Linked DNA regions of Homo sapiens: region 2 is linked to region 1. A link is a loop called in an ENCODE intact Hi-C map of the cell type or tissue named here. Cell type or tissue: mammary epithelial cell. All regions are shown on one strand. Links, peaks and the distances in the headings refer to the core of each region. The heading gives the core; the rest is flanking DNA.

Region 1 (8,332 bases), core at 100-8,099:
AGTGTTCCATGCAGAGGGAAATGGAAACGCACAGAGACATGGAAAGACCTGCATGTTTGGGGAAAGTCAGGGAGGTGTGTGGCCAGGGAGGGCAGAGAATGAGCCTAAGGTGCAGGCAGGGAGTGGGGCGGGAAGGGTTTGTGAGCGGCTCTGGAGGCCATGGAACAGTTTCCAGCCTGGGATTGGCAGGCCAGGAGATGTGGGTTTTGGGAGGAGAACTTGGGCAGCCACATTGCAGGGGAAAGAAACCAGCCGGGAGGCTGCTGCAATGGCACGGGGTAATAAGGGGGCCCGTGTGGGAGCATCAGACATGGGAAGGACAGGGCTGGGTCTGGGGTGAGGGACAGGCTGGCGGAAGCACTGGATGCTCGCTTCTGCAAGTGGCCGGCAGGAAGCTGGCCTTTCCTCCCATCGGGGAGCATCTCCAGAGAAGACAGGACCCACCAGCCTCACTTTACCCCACCTTTGAGGTGAAGCTAAATGGCCCTGCCTTCCCTCTCCTCCTTCCCTTTCAGCCCCCACACGGAGCACTCCGTTTGTCAGGGCCTGGTCCCCCATCCCCCGTGTCCTGGCTTCCTCCCAGCTCAGGTCTTGTCTCTATCTGATTATTACAACGATCTCCTGGAGCAAGGACCCTACTCTGTCTTCTGCCCCAGGTGTGCCGTTAATGGTGGAAAACTTCAGGCTAGGTGCAGGGGAAGGGAGCCCCGGGGCTGGCCGGAGGGGCAGGTACGATCTAGAAGCCATTCTCAAATCCCCGTTGGTTCATTCACGTGTGAGACTGGATGGACTGTGCCTACCCCAGTTCCTATCCACATCATTTCTACAAAACCGAAAGCTCTTCCCTCCAAGGCCCAGATCAACCCAAAATATGGGAAGCCCAGGTTTGGTCCACAGTCACAAAAACTTCCCACTCACCAAGATGCAGTTTCCTGATGGAACAAGAGTTGATGAGATAGATAACGATCAGCTGGCACAGAATCTAGAGGCAGGTGGAGGTTATCTCAGGAGCCCAGAGAAAACGGAGGCAGTGGCTAGCCCAGTCCTGATGCATAATTTACCAGGCAACCAGGACCTGCTACTCTAGATGAAATTCCATCCTTCCCCTGCCCTCCCTCTCCTTGGGCACAGAAACGGTCCCAGGGACTAAAGCTGCCTCCACACTGGCCAGGCAGTTGCCTCAGTAACAGTGTCCAGCACCCCTTGTTTTGTCCCCCAGCCTGTCACAAAGCCCCTCTTCTTCCTGGGGAAGAGCACCAGGCCCTCTGCACCGGAGCCCACATCCTTGCAGCCTGGCACAATGGGCTCCCACGGAGTACACAGTGTTTCTTATTGTGGCATAAAATGCCATAAAGTCAGAACAAAGAGTGAGCCCAGGGCCTTGATGGGTCTGCTGCTTCCTGCCGCGCAGAGAATACAAGCGATTGTTTCAAAGCCAGTGGTGAGGCAAGTGGCCAATTAGCACGGCCTTCACCCCCACAGCCTGTAAATGTGATTCGGACCATCAGAATGGGATTCTGCTATTCAGATCAATTGCTCAAAGGAAGCGAGTCTGTTCTCGCTGCCAAATTTAGAAGCCCGAGACAGCAAAGGTGACCCAGGTTATGGCTGCAGCTCTCGTCAGGATGAGGCTGAGCCCTGCCAATGCTTAGCACTCACCCAGCCCTCAGCACCTCTGCCCATTTTCCTGCCCCTTTAAAGTGGTGTAAGGGATTCCTAGAACGTTGCTGCGACTAGGAGGTTATACATCTGTTCACAATCGTATTGGAAAAAACAATTCATTTCTCATTGTCTTCTTTCTTGTAGTTGTCAAGAAATTACCCACAACCCAGAACAGAGGAAAATGAAAGTAGGTTTTGGGGGCCAGTCCTGCCATTTTGAGGGTGTTTGCTAAATTACTCTTTTTCTGTGACTGTGTGGAACCAAATGCCATGGAAGGAAGGAATGACCACCACCCAGAGGCAAAAATAACCCCGCAAAGCTTGGGAAAGTCAGCCGCAGCAAACAATCAGGAAGGCGAGGCCAAGTTCACTGGATGCAGAGCAGATAAGAATTTTAATTCATCCTGAACGCAAGGAAAGGCGCCAACAAAGGGAAGAGGTTATCTTCCGGCATGAGATAAGATTTGTTCCTTTTCCTTGCTGGGATTCTCCAGCGTCCAGCACTTGGAGAGTTTGGGGGTTGGTTTTTTTACTGCCAGGATTCCTCTAGGAAAACCCTCCCCAAGCCCTGGCAGGGGCTGTCTGGCCCTTACCTGAAGGGACCACATTCACTCACAAGCTAGTGGCCTTGGTGGATTTGGGGTCTGCTGAATTCAGAGGTTGAACAAAGCAAACAGGTCTCCCAAGAAAGGGCCCTCAAAGCGGGCAAGACGGCTCTCTGCAAACAGGTTCGAGAAAAGCCTTCTCCCTGTTCCTTTTTCCATTAAAAAAAAAAAAAAACGACTGGAGAAAAACGTGCTTAATAAAGCAGGCGGGCTCGAAGTCAGACTCGGGAAGAACTTCATCAGGAGGCAGAATCAACACCGCAGTGAATCCAGCGGTGTGTGACAACTGGGTCCCCAGAGATTCTTCTGGGGGAAAATTTCACAACTGCCTGTCCAAAAGCCCTTAGAACAGTGGCTCCCACATGGGCTTTGCCATCAGAATCACCCGGGAACTCACCAAAAACTCGGTTTCCTGGGCCCCGCCCAGAGATTCCGCTTCAGGCGATGGGGTGGGGCCCTGGAATCGTGTTCACACCGGACCCAGGTGATCCTGACACAGCCGACTGCGGGGGTGCTTTTGAGAACTCCCAGTAGTCCTGCCTGGAAGGCGCGAACCAGCTCAAAGCTGCTCGGGGTGGGGCCCAGATTACGACCCTAGAGAAGCCAATTTATTATTCCGGGCACGCAGCCCTGCGAAGCCGAACTGACCATTTTCAGAGACCCGGAGAGGGCCCTGCTTTCCGCTCTTTTCCACAAAAGGAGCCCGGGAGCCCCAGCCCGGGCGCAACCGCGGGGTCTGGCCGATCCCAGCGCCCCCTCGCGCGGCCACCCCCGACCCCGGCCTCGCCCCCCCGGGCCTCCAGCCTCCGCAGCCGGGAAGGGCGCTGCGAGGTCTTTAAAAGACCTTTGTGTCGCGGGCGCACGCCGCACCTCCGGGGAAAACGCCCTGCGCCTCGGCCCCGCGGCTCCCCGCCGCCGCCCGCCCCGCGCGTCCCAGCCTCCGCCTCGGCGAGGGCCTCCCGCTCCGGAAGGGGCGCGACGGGGAGCCCGGCCTGGTTGCTGCGGCCCCGCGCTCCGTCCAGCCGCGGCCGGGAGGACAGGGCAGCAGGGTCCCGGCGCCGCGCCCAGGCGCCCCCTCCCCAGCCCCGCCCCGGAGACGCCTCGCTTTTCCCGGTCCGGGGAAACCTGCGGCGACCGGGCGCGCCCGCGTGGCTTCCGCTGGGCAGGGGCGACCCCTAGTGCCCAGGGCGAGCCGCGCCGAGCAGGACCGAGCCTTTCCCCGCACACCCTGGAGCCTGGGCTTGGGGCACCCTGGCCTTGAGCCCCGGCCCCAGGGAAGACCGACGTCTCCGGAGGGCAGAAGAACATCCCTAGGGTGGTGCTCCGAAAAGAGTCGCCACGGGAGGCAGGGAACCTGCCGCCCTTCCCTGCTGCTCCGAGGCAAATGGTCCCACAGAGGGAGCGACCCACACTCATTTGTCATCCTTCCTCCGGGAACTGGGACCCGCTGGAGGATCCACCCCATCACCAACCCTCCCCTGCCGCTCTCGGCCCCAAGGTGGAGACAGCCAGTTCTCCCCTGGAGGCCCAGGCCATCTCCACCTGCCCCCAGCTCAGCACACACCCCAGACACGGGTGGGCACAGCCGAGGCCGAGGAGAACCCAGCACAGAGGGACCATCCTGGGGTGCTGACCAGTCGCAGCCTTGGCCTGGCTTCCCGCCAGAGCCGTTCTCAAGACAAGAGCCAGGGTAGCCATTGGCAGAGCCATGGGCACCCAGCCTCCCCCATAGGCCACACTCCCTTGGTCCCCTGGCATCCTGGCATGACTCGCCTGGTTGGCAGCACTTTGTTAATATGGGTTGCCGGAGGTGAGTCACAGCTGTGACCTGCTGCCCTAGCTCGGTTGAGGTACACAGGAGGAAAAGAGGCAAAACATCAGGGCACACCAGGTAGCACAGAGAGGTGCCAGCCTCTTTGTGACTCTGTGGTGCCCATGCCAGCCTGCTGACCAGGCCCCCCTCCCTTGCACGTGAGAACCAAAGCCTCACACAAATGCCACAAGTGAAACCGAGGTTAGGGCAGCTGGGGAGAGTCCCTGGGTGTGCCCAGGAACCAGCACCAGGACAGCTGCTTCCCAGTGGCACAAATAACTTCCCAGTGTCACCAAGACAAGGGGTGGTGGGTCGGTAGTGGGGGCAATACCTCCTGCAGATATGCAAACAGATGAGGACAGGGGCAGGAACAGGGGCGGGTGTGAGGGCCCTTGGCCAAAGGCTGGGCCAGAGCACCTCCCCAAACACCCAGTCAAGGCTACTGGCTTTTGGAGAAAGCGCAGGATGGACGAGGGGATGGGGGCAGCTCAGGGGCTTGGGCTTCCTTGGGTAGAACTGAGAGGGTGAGAGGGTCCAGGTAGGATTGAGGGGATGTCAGTTGCTCCTGCTCCGTGCAACAGTTTCTTCCACAACAGGCAGAAACTTTCTTTCTTTTCTTTTTTCTTTTTTTATTTTTCTTTTTGAGATGGAGTCTCGCTCTGTCACCCAGGCTGAAGTGCAGTGGCACGATCTCGGCTCACTGCAGCCTCTGCCTCCCAAGTTCAAGCGATTCTCCTGCCTCAACCTCCTAAGCAGCTGGGATTACAGACACCCGCCACCACCCCTGGCTAATTTTTTGTATTTTAAGTAGAGATGGGGTTTTGCTATGTTGGCCAGGCTGGTCTCGAACTCCTGACCTCAAGTGATTCGCCGCCCCCCGCCCCCCGCCCCTTGGCCTTCCAAAGCGCTGGGATTACAGGCGTGAGCCACCACGCCTGGCTTAAACTGTTTCTAAATTGTCAGAGAGCATTCACTCAAGCCAAGGGGGAAAGAAACATATTGAGACAAGAGTTTCCCCGAAGAATAAAGGAGACCACCCACCCCCACCAACTCCACCTCCTCCACTGGGACTGCACTGCGTCCCAGTGCCTCTTGCTCTCCCTCCCTTTCCCCGTCCTATCACTTGTCCCTCTGCATCCAGCCATTGATTTCTGAAAGACTCCTGAAACACCTGGGTCCGTTCCCCCTTCCCTGCCAAATTAGGAAGCGGGGGTTCAAGTGGGGCCTTACCCTGAGAGGAAGCAATGGCCCCTGCAGCTATTCAGCCTGAAAACAAGTTCTGCACCAGGCTATGTGGGGACGTGGAGATGACCAAGATGCTGTCTTTGGGGGAAGCTGGTGTGGCTGAAACCCCAATGGGGCAGTCTGTGGATTCCCCGGCCCCAGACTGCAGGTCTCTGTTCCCCACACGGTTCCAGGCACTGTGGCCATGTGGGTGGCTGGGCCTCAGGGATGGGGTGGGAGAAGATGAAGCAGCAGTGCCGTGCCCCCTGTAACAGACCCACGGTCTGCTGCGGCCCTCCAGCCTGAAACACCTTCTTGCCTTCCAGATTCGGAGTTGGGAGATGGAAATGAAGGCAGCATTTCTCAAAGCCAGGTCGTCTAGCAAGGAAGCCAACTGTGGAGCTCGGCGGAGACCTCTCCCGCCAGCCCTTCTTTCTACGTCCCCAAGTGCCTCCCTCCCTCCTCCTCTTTACTGAAACTGAAACCAAAGCGTTCACAGTTAGATTTTCACCTCGTGCCACTCTCTTTTGGGGTCTGGCTTGAGCATCTATGGGCAGCCACAGCGACCAGTCTAGTCCCAGACAGCACAGGTCAAGCAGCGTGGGACTGTGGAGCCCCTGGCAGGCTGGCCTGGTGCTGCCCCCTTAGCCCAGAAGCCCTGCCAGGTCCAGTGGCCTGGGGTCCCACTGCTGAGGGCACCTGCCAGGCCTCACTCCACCCTGAATGGACTCGAGCCATGTATTCATTCAGTAAACTGACATTATTCTCCCAGCTTCGTTCATGTTTATTTCACTTGCCTTGGTCAGAGGCCAAGGGTCTCAAGCTGGAGGGAGAGGGAAGCACATGTCACAGCCCACATCTCACCTCTACTTCTCCCTTGCTCCCACCATCACTGGGGATGCTACATCCTGGGCCCCCATGGGCTGGGGCAGGCTGGATGGTGGCTGCCCCTGTAGGTACCCACTTAGGACCCAACTGGGGTGTGGACTCCACACTTTTTTTCCTGATTGCATCTTAGGGCCCAAAGACCAAGTCAGGACTTGGGGTGGAAGGTCAGAGGGTTAGTGAGAAAATTGTGTGTGCGAGTGTGTTTGAGTACGTGTGTGTGTGTGTGTGTTTTTGTTTAAAAAAAATTGTTTTTTAAGCCAAAAAACAATAAAAGAGCTGGACATGGTGGCTCACACCTGTAATCCCAGCACTTTGGGAAGCCGAGGAGGATGGATCACTTGAGGTCAGGAATTGGAGGCCAGCCTGGCCAACGTGGCAAAACCCTGTCTCTACTAAAAATACCAAAAAAAAAAAAAAAATTAGCTGGGCGTGGTGGTGGACATCTGTAGTCCCAGCTACTTGGGAGGCTGAGGCATGAGATTCACTTGAACCCCTGCAGTAAGCTGAGATCGCACCACTGCACTCCAGCCTGGGCAACAAAGCAAGACTCCACCTCAAAAATAAATAAATAAAAATAAAAGGGCCAGTTATGGTGGCTCATGCCTATAAGCTCAGCACTTTGGGAGGCCAAGGCAGGTAGACCGCTTGAGCCCAGAAGTTTGAAATCAGCCTGGGCCATAGCGAGACCCTGTCTCTACAAAAAAAATTTAAAAATTTGCCATGTGTAGTGGCATACCCTCGTGGGCCCAGCTACTCGGGAGGCTGAGGTAGGAGGATCGCACGAGCCTAGGGGGTCAAGGTTGCAGTGAGCCATGATCGCACCACTGTACTGCAGCCTTGTAGACAAGGCTACAAGACCCTGTCACAAATAATAATAATAATAATAAAAGATGGAGGGGACAAACTACGGTACATGCAAAAATGTTATGCTAAGTGAGAAAAGCCAGACACCAAACACTACATAGTATATGATTCATTTTACACAATTTCTAGAAAAGGCAAAACTAGAGAGACAGCAAGCAGATCAGTAGTTGCTGGGGGCTGGGAAAGGAGCAGGGATTGACTGCAAATAGGGTCCAGGGGACTATTGGGGGTGAGTGAGGTGTTATAAAGCTGCTTTGTGGCAATATTTACACAACTGGATAAATTTGCTAAAGCTCATTGCCTCTATAGATTTTCTAAAAAATGGAGGGAGGGACAGAGAAAGGGCAGAGAGAGGAGAACGAGAGAGAAAGATGAAATGAGGAGGCGGCACTTCTCCCCCCTGCCTTTAAGACTTCTCAGACTAGGAGAGGCCCCTGCTTCCCCGACTCACCCTCTCCTAGGGGTCTCAAAGGATGAGATTTTTGCGGCAAAGGGGTGCCCTGAGCTGAATTAAGGAGTCAATAGGGTTTTAGGAAGGCCAGGCTTGACTCACCTTAAAATCTGGTCCCACTCTTCCGATATGTTCCAGTTAAAGTGATGCAACTCTTGAAAACCAACCAGTAGGTTCGCTGGGCACAGTGGCTCACGCCTGTAATCCCAGCACTGGGAGGCAGAGGTGGGTGGATCACCTGAGGTCGGGAGTTCTAGACCAGCCTGACCAACATGGCGAAAACCCAACTCTACTAAACACAAAAAGAATTAGCCAGGCATAGTGGCACATGCCTGTAAACCCAGCTACTTGGGAGGCCGAGGCAAGAGAATTGCTTGAACCCAGGAGGCGGAGGTTGCAGTGAGCCGAGATTGCGCCATCGCACTCCAGCTTGGGCAACACAGCGAAACTCCATCTCAAAAAAAAAAAAAGAAAGAAAACCAGTAGTAGTTTCAACCAGGCAGCCTAGACCCAAGATCAAAGTTAAGAGCCATTCGAGTCGAAAATATCTCCATGATTTAAATAAAATTCCTAAAACCTCAAGTTCCTCCACTCACAAAAATGGCCTCAAACTCTATGAGAAAATGAGCCTTTTGAACTAAACTTTAAGGTTGACTAAAGATTTGTCCAGGATCCAGTACTGAGGAATGTATAAGAAGGGACAGTGCACGTCTAAAAATAAGTTTTTGTAGAGAGCGGAATGGAATTTGAGGTGGCCGTGTAAACATCCTGACAGCTTGAATCCACAGTAGGATGTGACAGTGTTTGAGGCAGCTGAGGAGACCAT
Region 2 (8,332 bases), core at 81-8,080, 490 kb before region 1:
AATAAAATGGTCTAGTTCTGCAACTATTTGTACATTCACTTTGGTCATTTCTTTAGTTTTCACATTTTAACTCAAAAATTACAAAGTTATGAGGTTTTTCTTGGACTACTCACTCCCAATATAAATTCGCTTCCAAGTAAAAAATTTACACGAATCAAATAAAAATGAGCCAGGGAACTCAAAATGATTATAAATGTGAGGCAGAAAAAAAATTTTACCTAAAATGAGTATCTGTTTATGTTAGGTTGACTTACCGTCCATATTTATTCAGGCTTTGTTCTAAATTCAGAGCATTTAATCTCACCTTGTAACAATCCACAGTAGCACAGATTTTAAAGGACTTTACAAAAATCTTTTTATGGGGTCAGATATATCCATTAGCATTACAAGCATTAACTGAAGTGTCATACGGTTTGATGCCAAAACAACAGCATCACAAAACACAATCATATCCTATTATTTAGGATATTCAGTATTACACAGTAAACCACTCCAAATGCTAAGAAGGTAAGATCTGCATTGTTATTATTCCATTTAACATTTATATCAACTTCTCTAATAAAGTCACAAGCTGGGGGTCAGAGATAGGGTATATGTGTATTTTTGTGTATTAGTACTGAACTCAAGTTCCATCTGTGAAAAATCTCTACAAAACTCTCACTGAATGTATGTCAAGGTAGAAAAACAAGGCTCTATTTTTCCTCTCCTATTATCCTCCCAGAGGCAACATAAATAGATTTCTTTGCCACAGAACAGAAATAAGAGAATCAGTAGGGTTATTTTTATGTTATAAACATTTAGATAACTTATTTTTTTCTCAAGAACAATTGAAAGCTTCTTATTCCTTGATAAAATGAAAAGGCAAAACTGGTCTCTTCAAATTAATGAGTAACACTTTCCTCCCTCCTAAAGGTTAAACTAACTAATCTTTTGCAAATTTTTCTCATTGTAGATTCCAGACCTCTAGATATTCTGGGGCTCTATTTCACTGTCTCCTACAAAGTTACTCTGATAATAAGTGTTTCCTATGTACATGGTTAACAACAGATACGAGAATTTATACAACACGGAGATATAGTCATTGACTTTGAAAAGTTTATAATCTATATGGAAAATAAGAGTATATATTTATTTAGCATATACTTACATAATGCTTATGATGTACAAGTCACTAGTGTAAACACTTTACATATATTAGCTTAACCTTCATAACTTTAGATTCCACTTTCTAAGGTAGAAATTATTACCCTCATTTTACAGATGAGAAAATAGAGGCACAGATACATTAAATTATTTGCTCAAAGTAATAAAACCAGTAAATGGCAGAGCCAGGATTAGAACTTGAGCTCCCTGACTCCAGAATCTATGCTCCCAATGAGCACAACACAGTGTCTTCCTCACTGGAAAGAAATATTACAAATGGTGAGAATGTCTGAATAAGAGATAACTTGTAATAATAGGCATATTGCTCATAGCATGTTAATCTCAATAATCTTAACAAAGCATGTTGTAAACACTAAGTAAGGTAATCGAATGGAGGTTCTTAAGAGACAGATAACTGCAACCCTTTCTACATTACTACTTTCAGTACTTCCAAGTACTAATGCAGAAAGAAGTTCAAGAATTCTTCTGTGAGTGGCTATATTAGATACTGCTACCACACCAGGTCCTTTTCATCTGGTTTGACTGGTATTTTTTAAACCTTGCTAAATCTACTTTTTCTTTCCTATTTACTTACCTCGTCTCAAAATATCATTTGAGGATGACATTAATATATTATCTGTCGTGCACTCTATAACGAAAGAAATCCGATACCAGGTTATGATACGAAAAAACTATCTTTGGCAATTACATTTGTTTTGAACTTTTCTTATTTGTTGATCTTGAGTAAAATTTTACACATTATGAAAGGCCTAGTAGATGAATTAGTGGGGGCTTCTCAAATAACAGACAGGGACCTAATTGCGAATCCCTCCATCTTAAGTCTTAGATTATCAACGGCTGCCTCTGTCTCCTCTTCCTGAAAGTATGCCAGGATTTCTGGTGGAATAAAGTAGAAACAGTAGAGGCACTTCCTTTCTGGTTTCTAGATTACAGACTTAACTGTCAGTAACCTCTTCCCTATTCCACTTTCATTTCCTATTTTAAAATAAATTAAAAATAGTTACTTCTGAAAACAAACAAGGGTGGGGCCAGGCGCGGTGGCTCATGCTTGAAATCCCAGCACTTTGGGATGCCGAGGCAGGTTGATCACTTGAGCCCAGGAGTTCAAGACCAGCCTGGGCAACGTGGTGAAACCCCGTCTCTGCAAAAAATACAAAAATTGGCTGGGTGTGGTGGCGCGCGCCTGTGGTCCCAGCTACTTAGGAGACTGAGGCAGGAGAACTGCTTGAACCCAGGAGGCCGAGGTAGCAGTTAGCCATGATCATGTCACTGCACTCCAGCCTGGGCAACAGAGCAAGATCCTGTCTGAAAAATAAATAATATATTTTTTTAAAAGGTGGGAATATCTGAAATATATTTTGAAGTTGCTCTGTAGGACCAGATGAACAGCTTCTCACTTGCAGGAATTTATTAGTTTGGTGCAAAAGTAATTGAGGTTTTTGCCATTATGGCACCATTAAAGGTAATGGCAAAAACCACAATTACTTTTGCACCAACATAATAGTGTATTCAAATACTGTATGTTGAAACACAAAGCCAGGTCCTCCCCTCCAAACCATTTCATTTAAAATATGCTTAAAATGTCACCAGGTCACGCATTTTCATTTTTTTCCTACTTAGTGTACGTTGATTCTGCATTCTTCCTTAAATACTACCATTTTTCTTCCCTTTTTGTTTCATTTCTACTTCCCACTTGCAAGTAACTGCTACGATAAAACCTCTCTGCCTGCAAAATGAAAATTTACCAGGAGAAAAAAGTCTGGCCAGTGGAATAAAGATAGCCTTTTTCCCCCTCATTACAATTAACAATAGGGCCATTTGAAGATCACTAAAAGGGAGGATTTAATGGAAATAGTGGTAGCTTAAGAGAGAGAAATCAGTGCTAAATTATCAGGGTTATTGGGTTCTTAATTTTTAAGAACAGAGAAAGTGATTTAAAAAAATTTAAGAAAATTCTTTGACATACTTTAAAGATTGTCTGGTCTTTGGAGGCAATGTGTATTTTAGAATGAGTTTCATCCATATTGTGTGTATCAAATCTTCTTTTTTTGCAGGGGGGAGGGTGCATTATGGTTTTCCATGTTCATGGTTTGGAAGACAATTTTGTTATGATATCAATACTCCCCAAATCAATCTACCAATTTAATGCAATCCTTATCAAAATTCCAGCTGCTTGCTTACTCGCTTCCTTTCCTTCTTCCCTTATTTTTGCAGAAATTGACCAGCTGATCATAAAAATTATATGGAAATATAAGGGGCCCAAAATTAAAAAACAACCTTTAAAAAGAAGAACAGAGTTGGAAGACTCACATTTCCTATTTTCAAAATTTATTACAACGCAACATTAATCAAGGCAGTATGGTACTGGCATCAGAATAGACCAATGAAATAAAGAGTCCAGAAATAATACTCTTACATTATGGTCAATTGATCTTTTTTTTTCTTTTCTAGGACAGGGTCTCGCTCTGTTGCCCAGGCTGGAATGCAGTGGTACAACCATGGCTCACTGCAGCCTCGACCTCCTGGGCTCAAGCAATCCTCTTGCCTCAGCCTCCTGAGTAGCTAGGGCTACAGGTATGCACTGCCATGCCTGGATAATTTTTTTAAAAATTTTTTTGTAGAGATGGTGCCTCATTATGTTGCCCAGGCTGGTCTTGAACTCCTGGGCTTAAGCAATCCTCCCACTTCACCCTCCCAAAGTGCTAAAATTACAGGCATGAGTCACCATTCCTGCCTTGGCCAAATGATTTTTAACAAGGATGCAATGACAATTCAATGGGAAAAAATAATCTCTTCAACGGTGTTGGGACAACTGGATAACCACAAACAAAGGTATGAAGATGAAGCCCTACCTCATATATCAAAATTAACTAAAAATGTATTGTGGACCTAAATGTATAAGCTAAAACTATAAAACTCTTAGAAGAAAACATGGTAGTAAACTTTGTGACCTTTGGTTAGGCAATGATTTCTTAGATATGACACTAAAAGCACAAGTGACAAAAGGAAAAACAGATAAATCAGACTTCATCAATATTAAGAAGTGTCATGCTTCAAAGGATACCATCAAGAGAGTGAAAAGACAACCCACTAAATGGGAGAAAATATATGTGAATCATGTGTTCAAGGGACTTGAACCCAGACTACATAAAGAACTCCTACTACTCAACCATAAAAAGGCAAATAAATGAATTAGAACATAGGCAAAATACTGGAATAGACATTTCACCAAAGAGGGTATACAAATGGTCAATAAGTACATGAAAGGATGTTTGACATAATTAGTCATTAAGGGAAATGCAAATCAAAACCACAAGGAGATATCAAGTTATATCCACTAGGATGGGTAAAACAAAAAAGACAAGCAATAAGAAATAGTGAAATTTATTGGAACCTTCATACAATAATGGTAGCAATGTAAAATTGTGCAGACACTTTGAAAATAGTTTGGCAGTTCCTCAAGATGTTACACATAGAGTTACCATGTGACTCAGCAGATCTACTCCTAGGCATATACCCAAAAGAACTGAAAACACACATCAACTTGTACATGAATGGTCATAGCAGTGTTATTCATAACAGTCAAAAATAGAACCCCACTGTCCCTCAAATGGTGAATGGATAAATAAAATGTCATATATTCCCATTAGGGAACATTTGGCCATGAAAAAAAAAGAAATACTGATACATGCCATAAAATGAAAGAACACTCACTGAAAGTATTGTGCTAAGAAAATCAGACACAAAAGACTACATATTGTGTGATTCCAATCATATGAAATGTCTGGAATAGGCAAATCTGTGGAAATAAAAAGTAGACAAGCCATTGCCTAGGACTGGGTTGTGTGGGGAGTGACTGTGAATGGGCACGGGACATTTTTTTTTGGGGGGGGGTGATAAAAATGCTCTAAAATTAGTGGTGATAGTTACACAAGTCTGTAAATATACTAAAGTATCACTGAGGTGTACATCTTAAAAGGATGTATTTTTTGGTATGTGAATTACATTTCAGTATAGCTGTTATTAATAAATATGAAAACCCCATAACAGTACAGATAGAACCATGTACCCATCACCCAGTTTTCCCAAAGGTAACATTTTACATAACCACAGTGAGTTATATGGGAAAATGACACTGGGAGAATACAATTAACTAGACTACAAACCTTATTCAGATTTTGCCAGTTTTTTTTTTTTTTTTTGGACAGAGTCTCACTCTGTCACCAGGCTGGAGTACAGTGGGGCTCAGCTCACTGCAACCTCCGCCTCCTGGGTTTAAGCAATTCTCCTGCCTCAGCCTCCCCAGTAGCTGGGACTACAGGCGCCCACCACCATGCCCAGCTAATTTTTTGTATTTTTAGTAGAGATGGGGTTTCACCATGTTGGCCAGGATGGTCTTGATCTCTTGACCTCATGATCTGCCCACCTAGGCCTCTCAAAGTGCTGGGACTACGCCACTGCACCCAGCCAGATTTTTTTTTTTTTTTTAAGAGATGGGGTCTCAGCTTTGCTGTCCAGGCTGTTCCGGAACCTCTGAGCTCAGGTGGTCCTCTCAAACTCAGCACCCTCAGCACCCTCAGCATGCTGGGAATACAGGTGCATGTCACCCTGGCCAGCCTGATTTTGTCAGATTTTGCCTGCACTCATTTGTTGTGGTTGGGGTTTTTTGGGTACATTTTGTGTATAGTTCTGTGAATTTCCATGTGGTATCATTTTTCTTTTGCCTGAAGAAATTTCTTAGACATTTCTTGTAGTACAAGTCAACTGGTGATAAAGTCTTCCATTTTTTATATGTTTGAGAAAACCTTCACTTTGCTTTCATTTTTGAAATATGTATTTTTCAGGGTATACCATTCTAGGTTGATAGTGTCTTTGTCTCAGTAATTTAAAGATGCTATTCCTAAATTTGAAAATTAAAGAATTTAAAAAAGGATGCTGCCCCACTTGTCTTCTGTCTTGAATTTTTTTTTCAAAGAGAAGTGTGCTGTCATCTTTGTTTCTCCACTGTCTGTGATTTTTCTGACTGATTTTAATAGTTTTTCCTTTATCATTAGTTTTAAGCAGTTTCATATTGTGTCTTAGTGAAATCTTCATGTTTCTTGTGCTTAGGATTCATTGAACTTCTTGTATCTGTGGGTTTATAGTTTTCATCACACTTAGAACATTTCTTCAAAAAACACATATGTGTATGTGTCTGTATATACACAAACACACACATATATGTATATATATATATAAAAAACATAATTTTTGGTGGTTGTTCTCTCTGGGGCAGATTATAACTTTTATTAGCTATAATAATAGCTAGCTATATATGGCAATTAAGTATACCATTAACCAAATCTGAGTAAGGTCTGTAGTCTAGTTAATTGCACATGCCAGGTACTATTCCTAAGCATTTTACCTATATTAACTAATTTAATCATCAAACTGCCCTACAAGGTAGGCAATATTATCCATACTTTACAAATAACGAAAATAAAGCATACAAAGAATAAGTAACTTACCAAATTCATATGGCTAGTAAGTGGCTGAGCCAGGCAATCTGGCTCTAGACCTCAGGCTCTTTACTCCTAAGTTATACCGTCATCTCCAAGTCCAGTCTCTCACCATATTGCCAGGCATCAGTCCCCAGCTCCCCTCTGCCCACTGAATTTGCTCAAAACTCTCAAAATTTCTCAAGTCATCATATCAATTATTTGACCTATATGTTTGTCTCATCCATGACCATCCAGGTGATATGAAGAGGGTCTCATCTTCATAACACAATACACTCCAATTAAGATATGTCCCTAAACAAAGACAGTACTTTCCTTGAATGGAATTCTGTAACTTCTTTAATAATGACGACAACTTTGAGGTATGAGAAACAGATATCTGGTTGTTGAAAAACAATCTCTGTGAGACTGTGATACACAAAATAAATCATACAGCACTCATGCATTATGCTGATTAAAACTATTTAAATTTGTAGTTCTTGGTTTTATTTTGGCTCTTTGTAAGCAGTGTGTTTACGCATTAGGCTACGCTCCCAGAAATCTGGTTGAGGAATATGTCACCATAAAGACTAAGGGATTATAAGTTTTACATGGAAATGGAAAGATCCAAGAATAGTATAGAAGACTCGAAGAAAGCCCGGGTGCGGTGGCTCACGCCTGTAATCCCAGCACTTTGGGAGGCTGAAGCGGGGGGTGGATCACCTGAGGTCAGGAGTTTGAGACCAGCCTGACCAACATGGTGAAACCCGACTCTACTAAAAATACAAAAAATTAGCCGGGTGTGCTGGCAGGTGCCTGTAATCCCAGCTACTCGGGAGGCTGGGGCAGGAGAATCACTTGTACCTGGGAGGCGGAAGTTGCAGTGAGCCGAGGTTGCGCCATTGCACTCCAGGCTGGGCAACAAGAGTGAGACACTGTCTCAAAAAAAAAAAAAAAAAAAGAGAGAGAGAGAAGGGCATACTGCTTAATATCGAGATTAATATAAAGCTAAAGTAATTAAGACACAGCTAGACAAAAGCATAGATAAAAAGGTGGTCAATGGAACAGAGTTTAAAAATCCAAAAACAGATCTCTCTCTATATATAATCACCTGATTCAGAACAAAAGTTTCACTGCAGTGTTTCAGTAACATGAGAGTGTTTTCAAGTATTGGTGACAGATCAATATGATATCCATATGGAAAAGTAAATCCTGTCCTTAAAAGAATAAGTTTCATATAGATTATAGACCCAAAGGTAAAAAGTGAAGCAATAAGTCTTCTGGAAAACGACCTTTTAGTGTAACTTTATGACCTAGAACTAGGTAAATATTTCTTACAAAGGCCCAAAAGGCAACAACCATTAAGAAAAAAGATTGGCAAAGTCAATCTTTTCACCAAAGACACCATTAAGAAGGTAAAAGGGCAAGCCATAGAGTGAGATAACTACTACAAATCAACAAGAAAGACAATCCAATTAAAAAATAGACAAAAGATCTATACAGGATTTACAAAAGAGAATATCCAAATAGCTAATAAGCACATGTAAAGGTGTTCAATATTATTGGGAAATGCAAATCAAAACTCCAATGAGATACTGCTACACATATACAGTGCAGAATGGCACACAAAACAAACAAAATAGCATCTGACAGTAGGGGGCAAAGGAACACTGAAACACTGCTGTGCTGAT

Evidence for each region. Peaks named below come from ENCODE experiments on the same cell type or tissue, not always from the same donor. Only the 100,000 strongest peaks of a DNase experiment are listed, where the experiment ranks them.
Region 2: a loop joins it to region 1, with 2.8 times the contacts of the local background. A loop is called at or near these places in 2 of 110 quality-filtered maps.

What each region holds. Positions count from the first base shown.
Region 1 is chr17:62,699,056-62,707,387 of GRCh38, reverse strand. It overlaps MARCHF10 (membrane associated ring-CH-type finger 10), which reads left to right. Exons shown (of 11, transcript NM_152598.4): 10 at 1,807-1,849; 11 at 5,630-6,074. The coding sequence ends at 5,685. It overlaps MARCHF10-AS1 (MARCHF10 antisense RNA 1), which reads right to left and starts at 1,182. Exons shown (of 3, transcript NR_147886.1): 1 at 919-1,182. RefSeq lists an enhancer at 1,063-1,854 and silencers at 2,717-2,943, 3,122-3,531. In mammary epithelial cell, for the core only: a CTCF peak has its summit at 3,454 (motif pointing left); DNase peaks (open chromatin) are centred at 2,717, 3,467 and 4,047; H3K4me3 peaks cover 3,286 bases; H3K27ac peaks cover 3,163 bases.
Region 2 is chr17:63,185,621-63,193,952 of GRCh38, reverse strand. All of the region lies in intron 5 of TANC2 (tetratricopeptide repeat, ankyrin repeat and coiled-coil containing 2), which reads right to left. Among named protein-coding and RNA genes, the nearest start is that of TANC2, 220 kb to the right of the region's middle. In mammary epithelial cell, for the core only: no CTCF peak of the experiment used is centred there; a DNase peak (open chromatin) is centred at 4,652; H3K27ac peaks cover 280 bases.